Regions from separate parts of the Homo sapiens genome. Here all the other regions are linked to region 1. The links are chromatin contacts, found by Hi-C or POLR2A ChIA-PET in ENCODE. All regions are on one chromosome and are shown on one strand. Each heading gives the region's core, a stretch centred on a gene start or an enhancer-like site at or near the end of the contact. The rest is flanking DNA. Distances are from core to core; before and after follow the strand shown. Region 1 holds the start of C11orf71 (chromosome 11 open reading frame 71). Region 2 overlaps CADM1 (cell adhesion molecule 1). Region 3 overlaps CADM1 (cell adhesion molecule 1).

The links. A loop is a pair of places that touch in the nucleus more often than their neighbours do. ChIA-PET counts read pairs that join two places held with the same protein, here RNA polymerase II (POLR2A). Pooled maps may share reads with other maps.
Region 2: a loop to region 1 is called in a pooled map, with 13 times the contacts of the local background. The contact joins the enhancer-like site here to the promoter of C11orf71 in region 1. A Hi-C loop is called at or near these places in 4 of 37 single-sample maps with no recorded cell type and 7 of 50 pooled maps. POLR2A ChIA-PET finds 5 or more read pairs at or near these places in 1 of 52 experiments (H1).
Region 3: a pooled map shows a loop between it and region 1 (4-fold over the local background). The contact joins the enhancer-like site here to the promoter of C11orf71 in region 1. A Hi-C loop is called at or near these places in 1 of 50 pooled maps. POLR2A ChIA-PET finds 5 or more read pairs at or near these places in 2 of 52 experiments (OCI-LY7 and Panc1).

The regions. Positions count from the first base shown.
Region 1 is chr11:114,399,107-114,402,138 of GRCh38, forward strand. It overlaps C11orf71 (chromosome 11 open reading frame 71), which reads right to left and starts at 1,405. Exons shown (of 1, transcript NM_001271562.2): 1 at 1-1,405. The coding sequence starts at 1,225. The coding sequence ends at 854. It overlaps RBM7 (RNA binding motif protein 7), which reads left to right and starts at 1,560. Exons shown (of 5, transcript NM_001286045.2): 1 at 1,560-1,661; 2 at 2,592-2,754. The coding sequence starts at 1,566. RefSeq lists enhancers at 647-1,189, 903-1,292, 1,190-1,732.
Region 2 is chr11:115,221,189-115,224,220 of GRCh38, forward strand. All of the region lies in intron 5 of CADM1 (cell adhesion molecule 1), which reads right to left. Among named protein-coding and RNA genes, the nearest start is that of CADM1-AS1, 170 kb to the right of the region's middle. RefSeq lists an enhancer at 1,352-2,160. Within about 2 kb of position 1,388, at least 6 of the 41 ENCODE cell types and tissues checked have a DNase peak (open chromatin) inside an H3K27ac peak, as active enhancers do.
Region 3 is chr11:115,192,863-115,195,894 of GRCh38, forward strand. All of the region lies in intron 9 of CADM1 (cell adhesion molecule 1), which reads right to left. Among named protein-coding and RNA genes, the nearest start is that of CADM1-AS1, 200 kb to the right of the region's middle. Within about 2 kb of position 1,574, at least 2 of the 41 ENCODE cell types and tissues checked have a DNase peak (open chromatin) inside an H3K27ac peak, as active enhancers do.

The DNA.
Region 1 (3,032 bases), core at 155-2,654:
AATAAACAGCCCAGCGTGGTGATTCCTATTCACTTAGTAGCCTCCCCATCTAGAATATACTCCGTGATCTTTCTTGATGGCCAGACTGTGTAAAATTCATACAGTGTTTACTACAGGGATCCCCAAATATTGTTAGTTGAATGAACAAACACACATTTCAAGGAGGGCACTACAGTGAGTAGATGAACAGTTTTCTGATAGGAGATTGTACAAGTAATGTTTTCACCAGTGTATTTTAGGACAGCAGATTCAGATTAATGCGCTGGGACTGAATGCAAATAGTAAAATTACAAATATAAAGTAAAAATTTGGAACCTTTGCCAAAGAAAGGAATAATAAATTGATTTAATAATTTGAAAGAACTGTAAGGTTTAGGTTTTGTTCTTATTTTTAGTGCGACTGAGATTGGAGTCTGTTTGTAGACATATCTGAAAAAAGTGAAGGGGGAGATGGAAGATGGTAAATGCCAAGGAAAAGATGGAAGGATAAATCAGTGTAATAAAAAGGAGCACTTCTTTTTCGCCAACAGAAGTAAAGGTAAAGGTTAAGTGTCTGAGTTAACGAATGGATTGTTGACCTCTGGGGAGGGTGCTCCCATCAGCTCAGCTTTGTGACGACCTAAGAATATCCCTTCCACACCTTTCCTGATCCAATCGTTCTGGCTGCATAAAACCACCTAAATCAATCAACTGTTACACTTCCCTTAGTGCTAGGACATATTCATATAACTCCCACGTATTAAATGAAAATACATCCATCTAAAAATAAAACAACACGATTGCTGCTACACCAAGAAAGGATTTTAAAAAGGCCTGTTCACAAGCTAAGTGAGGGCCAGAGGAAAGGTGTTCGTTTAAACTGAAATTCGAGCTGCGATAACACCTCCTAATGCAATCAAACGCTGTTGCAGCACACTTCTTAGGAGATCGGGTTCAACGGCAGGGATTGGGTAAGGTGAGAATCTGGCTTGGCGGCTCCGGCCCCGGCCATCTGGTTCCCTTGGGCTCCGGCCGCCACCATCCACTCGACGGCTCTCGGCCCGAACGCTTGGTCGCACCGCCTGCCGAGGTCCTAGATGAATCGCTTCAGGCCTGGAAACGAGGAAGCCGTCTCCGGAGACCATCGCCAACGCTGACGCCCGCGGTCTGAGGTCGCCATGGGAAGAGCGGTAGGCCACCCTGCTCCTCTGATCACCGGAGGACAGGGACACATTGTTCAGGGCCATATTCAAACACTGCCCGCAGTACTTGCGTTACGTCCCTTTGTGAAGGCAGGCCCTTCGCGGCTCCCCAGATCAGTCCAGCCTGTGTCGGACCCGATGACTAAGCACACAGGAACCCATAACTGAGCCTGCGGAAGAGCCAGAAGCCGCCTTGCCTTTAACGAGGGGTATCCTGGCGAGCATGCGCAGACCGTCCGCGCACGTCGTCGCCCGCTGAGAGCAAGCGCAACGGGCGTTTTCGTTTGTGACGCCAGGGAGCGTGAGGACGTGGGGCTTCCGTGAATGCGCAGTGGGTGCGTCGGCCACGACCTTTTGGCCAGGTTAGGGAGGGGGCGACGCTGAGATGGGGGCGGCGGCGGCGGAAGCGGATCGCACTCTCTTTGTGGGCAACCTTGAAACGAAAGTGACCGAGGAGCTCCTTTTCGAGCTTTTCCACCAGGTAAGCGGCTGGGTTCGGCCCTTTGCCTTTCGTTTTCCGTCTCGCCTAGGGCCTGGCCAGCGGCCACCCCGTTTTCTTTTCGTAGCCGTCAGGGGACCCGACGGGTGGCTGTTTGGGGGTGAAAGGCGGGTCTGGGTTGCGAAACGCTCGCTGGGTGTCGCTTTCCTGGAAGATCTTGGTTCGTTTAGGCCGAAAGTGACGACTAAAGGTGGTGGAGGGATCCTCGATCAGGTTTCCCGTGGTAGAGATCCAGGGGTCCTTGGGAACACAGTGTGTGTGTAGGGTCTTCGTTGAGCAGTGCTTTTTCTTATCCTTCCTGTTGTCATCTTCCCCTTAGGATAATTTGTCTTTGGTTTATCTGACTGGGAACTTAATATTTTAATTTATTTGTGTCTGTTTTCCCCTAAAGTTTGCTTATCAAATTGCAGCATTATTAAAATATGTAAAATAAAATGGTTAAGTACTCCGTAGAAAAACAGCATTTTAGTGTTGCTGTATTAAAAAGTGTGAAAAATTCTGAGTATCCTATTCCCCCCATCCCTATCCCCTAATAACTGGTATTGTTTGATTAATCAATACAAAAGTCCGTTTTTAGTTAAAGAAAATCATTCTCTTGTTCTTGATAAATGTTCATTTTCATGGAGTGGCAAAATAATGGCGATTGGTCACTATGTTAAGCCATACAGTGCTGTGAATTGCAAAAGTGATTGTGTTTCCAGTTCCTTATGGGCCCCCTTCCCCAAATAAATCTAATGTTCAGTCATAACTAGGATGTTTACTGTAGCCAAAATGGAAATCCGTGCATCATTTTCAAAAGAAGTTTCTGATTACGTTTCTGTTGTTTTTAAACTTTGTCATATCTTATTTGTAAAATTTGAGTATTTTCCCTTAGTTGCTTTATTTAAATTCTAAACACCTTTTTGTTTGTAGGCTGGGCCAGTAATAAAGGTGAAAATTCCAAAAGATAAGGATGGTAAACCAAAGCAGTTTGCGTTTGTGAATTTCAAACATGAAGTGTCTGTTCCTTATGCAATGAATCTACTTAATGGAATCAAACTTTATGGAAGGCCTATCAAAATTCAATTTAGATCAGGTAACTGCCCAATGAGGTTCGGGGGGCATTGTTTCCTGCTGTTTTTAAATTTATTATTCAGTTTTAAAGAACCTCTTATTTGTAGATGAAACTTCTTTCTTAAGCATTGTGAATAGTAAACTTTATATAGCAAACTTTATATATCCCTGAAAACGGGTAACATTGACACATGGATTTTGAAATTAGAATTTCAAAACTGAGCTTAAAGTTTCATTTTGGGTTAGTGAAAAAACATAAACTGTATCACTAAGAGAGCTGGGCTTGGGTACTCTGAAAAG
Region 2 (3,032 bases), core at 138-2,637, 820 kb after region 1:
GAACTGCTATATAAAAATAAGAAAAATAGTTAGGTCTGTACACTTAAAGAACATTACAGTTATAGACATGGCATCATCAACAGCCAATCAATTAGGTCGAGGGATCTGAGGTTTTCATAATACACTGTGAATTTTTTTAAACCCTGTAAAAGACATTTAGCAAGACTGCTATAGCAGACAAATTTGTTCATTAGTCAAAGTTGCACAGAGGGTTAAACACCAGGAGGCTTTAGGTCACACTACAGTAGCAACCAATTAAAAAAATAATATTAGAAAGACATTCTGATTTGATGAGACTTTCTTTAAATGTACTTTGCTCTCTCTATAAAGGGAAAAAATATATAAAAGGAAACTCTTAAAGAGGTTGGAATGGGTTGCTGGCAGATTACAATTGATTTCATGCCAGTCTGACCTTGCACCACATTCTGTGATCTTTTCAGAAGATGAAACTCAAGATTCTGAACCTGTATTTCAGTTTCCTATGTAAATGAAAAGACACAGTCTCCTCTGTAGGTCCAAACACTAACGTATCAGGTCTTTGCATTCCTTTATTTAGAAAAAGGTACTTTGCAGTTTCTTCATGACTGGGATGTCACCCTTCCAGGGTAGCAGAGAGGAGCAGAGCTGAGTCAGTGGAAAAGGCATCCTCATACCCTGGCAGGAGACATGCCAGCGGGAGACCTATTATCCCTGGAGTCCCCACAACCTTCCCTCTCTTCCTAAGAATTTCTAAATCAGGAAATGCAGGTGTCATATTTTCTTTGATGTGCTCAATGCAACTAGGTCCAGGGGCTTGAGTGCAAATCTGTTTCTGCAACTGCATTTGGGACACAGGCTCTTCTTCATGTTTCTTACTTAGATTTCACCCAATATTCTGAAACACCAAGGAGTATGGGGATTTGATGCTTGTGGATCAAGTGCTAATTGTTTCAAGTCCTACCAGGGAGAACTCAAGGGCAGCATGAGCACAGATGATATCAGAATGTCTGGGTAGCGGGTCTGGGTCAGCCCCTGTGCATTCAAGTGAGGAAGCATTGACTGAAGAGTCTTTGTCAATCATGGAGGATTATTGGAGTTTGGAGTAGAACGACAATGCAAAGATTAACCTGAGATTTGGTGAGTGTTAGAAGCTGTTTGAGCTCAAAGCAAGAATCAACCCCTACAATATGGCTGTCTAAATTGTTGGGGGAGGACAGCTTTGCAACTAAAGGAGGGCAATGTCTAGCAATGCCAGGTGACTGGGATTGGTGAATGAACGGAGTCACACAGAGCTCTCAGAGGAGTTAAAGAGAACATCTTGCAAAATATTTGCTTTCTATTGTCATAATACATTCATGAATAATTTTCACTGCCGTTTATTTTGTTTGTTTGCAAGGTGAAGAACCTCCTGCTGTTACATCTGTTGTTATGACTCATAGTACTGAAACTGGGCTTCCTGAAGAGGGCTGAACGATTGTGAGTGGGATGAGTCAAATCTGGTGGGACTGACGTAAGACCAATACCACAGTAGAATGCAGTCTTCTCTTGCTGCAACTTTCAGGTAGGTTTGTGGGTATTAGAATTACTGTTTACAAAAAAGAATCAAATTTGATCCCATGGTGTGGTGGCAGAAAGCTTTGTTCCCACTGCTTTTTAAATGGGGGTACATACTCACAGAATATTCTTCCATGTCTTGGAAGCAATTCTCATCATTTGTAAGCAAACACTGGGCAAGAAAATCCCTATAGCAAGATTTTCTGTACAAGAATCTTCCCTCTGTAACAAGAGAGGGGTTTTTTTGTTTTGTTTTGTTCTGTTTCTTGAAGTCTTGGTAACTAGAACGGTGCCAGGGACTGGCACACAGTAAGCATTCAAGACATAGTTGCTGGATGAATGAATGAAGGAATAAGTGAATGAGAAAGTGAAGAAACATTGGGGCATGGACTTCTCCTTCCACCTTTACTACTGATTAAAAAATAAATAAAATCAGATCACGAGTTCCCGTTAGTCCTCATCACAGAATATAATTTTGTTTTTCTTTTGGAAGGTCAATCCAGCCGCCCAAATCAGAGGTTCAGCCCAGGTGTTCTGCTTTACATATTTCCACTTCACCATACATTTATTTAGCACTTCCGATGTGTCTCTAAGTGGTGTCTTACAGGAAATCAGAAAGGATGTTGTTTGACCATTCCTTTTAGATTTTTAGATGCCAGCTTCACAACTATTTAACCTTCCACACAATCAAAATTTAACCTTGAGTTAAAAACCATTAAGTGAAGTATGTGCATTAGAAGACTGGTTTCACTATGTAAGTATTCAATGTCCACAGCCACACAGACACATCTTTTACAAATACATTAAGGTCAGTGAGATGAGAGGAGGTGGTTCTTAGTAAAACAGGCCTCTTTCTGCAGGGTATGCATTCAGAAGGCAGGTATAAAGGCAAAGGCTTTTCCCTTAAGGGTTATTCCAGTCTTGCTCACGATGTATTTGCCCAACACTCACTCTTTGTATTTTGAATACTGGTTACTCAGCCTCTTGACACTTTTGGTACTGCAGATTGTATCACTAACAATCTATAGTCCTTATAATATCAGGAACTTGGAACCAACACTACTCTGTGTTAACACAAAGAAATAATAGGTTAAAAAATTAGCTTCAATCGGGGTTCTTCATTCCTTGATTATTTCTCATAAGGAATCATAAATACTAAAATAACCTCCCTGAAACTCAATTCACTGCTTTAAAAAAAAAATAAAAGGGAGAGTGGGAGGAAGAGCGTATTCCGTTTAAAAAAAAAAAAAAAAGAGAGAGAGAGAGAGAGAGAGACTGGAGATCAGAGAGAAACAGGCCAAATCTGAAAACGCCAGCTATTATGCTCTGAAGAATACAACCTGGAAACAGAATTGATGAGGGAGAGGATTTGACATAGAAGCTGCTCTTGGGAACTAAGTGTTATCCTCCACTCCAAATAGGAAAGATTTTCTGATTTCCAGGTTTTCCTCTCTCCTTCAATGCAGGGCACTATCGATACCAGAGAAACATTTATTTTG
Region 3 (3,032 bases), core at 324-2,823, 790 kb after region 1:
GGCATAAACTTTAAAATATATCAAGTTATCTGGAATCTACTGCTCGGATTACGTTCTAAAGCAGGAAGCCATTTAGGCTACTGGCATTAAATTTGTTTTTGTAGCACTATTATATTGTGTGAACCTACAATACTCTGCCATAGTTGGACAATTTCTGAATAAATATAATTCAAAAGAATTTACTGAAGCACTGGGTGTGCAAGTGGGGACGAGCAAAATTTATCTCCTAAAACTGATTTGGCTTAGGTATTTTTCTTTCATGTTAAAAATTATACACTTTTCATTTTCTCAAAGAAAAAGACAAAGACGTATTTTATGAAGCAGAGAACATTCTTCAAAAGGAGACTTCACTCTAACAATAAGTGGGAAATTACTTCTTGTGTATTCTCTTGAAACTTTCATATCATCCATTAAGGCCTCTTTCTAGTCACTGCTAATTAAAATGTATTCAACATATGTCTTTAAACTTTGTTAAACAAATGAAAGTTTACTTTTTGTCCATATGGGATTATTTTTGAGCAATTAATAAAGTCCTAAAGATGCAAACATGGTAATTTAATATATGCATGATAGCCATCTCTTCTGCAGAGATGAGTATTTAACTTTTTCATGGTGCTACAATGTGCTATAACATACCCTAAGCCCGCTCAGGTAATGCTTTTGCCGTTGTGATTCTTCCTTTTCAACAGTAATTGCTGGCTTCTAAAAGTGATACAATGTGGCCATTTAAAACCAGGGTAAGAAAAACCTCAAAAAATTAGAAACAGTAAGAAATTCTAGAGATATTAAATCAATTCAAGGTCAAATACGATTTAAATGCTTATGGGCTCAGTTTTTCAGGGTATCATTTTTTTTTTCCAGAAAATTTTGAAATAGAATGATCGAATAAAACCTCCAGAAAACAAAAACTTAGCCCACCGGCCCTAGTACCATTCCCATTATGAAAAACAAAGTAGGCGATGGTCTCTCTCTTACCTAAGCAGCATACATCTGATCACTTGGCCATATTATGGAAACTCTTACTTCCACCACCAGCCATGAGTTCAGACGCCCCCGGGAGTTTTAATCTAAAAACTCAGTCATCCTGTTCTTCCTGCTTTGTCAGCTTTTGTGGAGAGTTTTCCCTTCTTCCCATTAGCAGAAATTTGGTTCACGCCGTTAGACAGTAGCACATTGTTTCCAAACTGCATATCAAGGCTGAAACACAATCTTCAGGTCCTGCAGCCATTCGTAAACCTCTTGAGCTTTGCTCTTGTGTAGAACGTACAATGTCTGCAGAGTCCCGTGACTGAATGACAGCCTTTGAATGCCATTGTTATGTGCTCATACAGAGAGATGTACATAGAGGCACATACACAGATGGTGGACATAGCGGTTGTAGTAATGCGCACTGCTGGCTATGTTTCTTTAAAATGGGCTTAAGAATTTCCCCACAACTGAATATAAAGTATAATAAGAAAATTGTACGTGCTTTTAGAATTTGACCATGGTTTGCATTATTTATAAACGAGTCAGGAAAAGGAAGAGCTACAGGGGCAGTTTTCTAAGGGCTGTGCTCGTAGGGTACGAGCATGTAGCTAGCACAGGCCAAACATTCTGAAACCAAAACTGAAAATGAGAAATTATTCTTCAGAGGGGTTTCCAGTTTGCGTCTTACCACAATTGCATACTGAATTAAGAACAATTTAAAAACTCATTGGGGATATGAAAATTCATGAGATCATCAGCCTCTACTGTATTAAGAGGTGAAAAAGCAAGAGGACAGGTAGACTTGAAAATAATAAAATGGAGAGGGGAGAGAAGGGGCACAGAGAGAAAGAGAGAGAGACGGAGACAGAGAGACCTCAAACCCAGAGGAAGCCAGCTGACTGCAGTGCAGCAAAAGCACAAGCACTATTCCAGACCATGGGCATGCTGTCACCCGACCCCTCACATTGGGGAGGAGGGTGGGGAAGGGGAGAGGGGACACACAGGGCAGAAGGAACAAGGCACAAGACACAGAAGCGCCCACATATGAACAAACGAAAACCATCACACGCACCCACACATCAAGAACATAATGACTACACCATCCGTGCGTTAAATCACTCATGCATTTCTCAGACCATGTGGTATCAGGATTTGGCAGAGTGTTTTTTGCATTGCTCAACATGCACACATAACACAGGATTCTTCCTGTCCAGGCCTTAAGGATGAGCTCCAAAAACACAAATGCTCAAGATCCTTATTCAAAGAAGATCCCTTGTGTCAGCCTAGTCTAAAAATCCCATTCTTAACACTCACATTTATCTTTACTATCAGTTAAATCCTTAAAAGCACATTGTGGCTGATTGTTGTTTGGCTTTCTTTTTGGAGAAAATCCACTTGATTTTGAATCATGCCCATGCACTTCTAACCTTCCAATACATGCTTATTCCAATCAGATATTGGTAAGAACAAATGGTCAACATACATAAACAACTGGTATAAACTTCATACATACTCTAGCAAAACAAGCTTGAATAAAATATTTTAATGAGTCTTCAAAGGGAAAGCTTTAAAAATTTTTATTTTTTCTTTTCCTTTTTATAAAAACACAGAAATATAGAAGGAAATCCAGTATGAAAACTTTTAAGACCAAATAAGATGCCCATAGCTGATTGACTTAATGTCTTGTCATTTAAGTTGCTAAGTTATCAAACCTTTCAACATTTCTAGGCCCAGATCACCACAACAAACATCTCGAGATTATTCTCAAATGAATCTAAGTCAAATGGTTGCTGTAATGAAGAAGTTGGGTTTTCAGCTACAATTCATTAGAATAAAATCAGTTCTGTATCATCATCTCTTTGGAAATCTCAGATGTTGCTTTGTAATTTCCACCACGTTCTATTACCTTTTCTATCCTGACAACTGACCTGGAAGTTTTTCCCCGACATCAAGCAAAATTTTAGATATTATCTGGCTTTCATTACAGCTTCTTTGCTGTGGGTTAAAGAGTATGCTCTTTAAAACAGTGGCTGGAGCCCTTTGTGAAGATGCTACGAGGATTT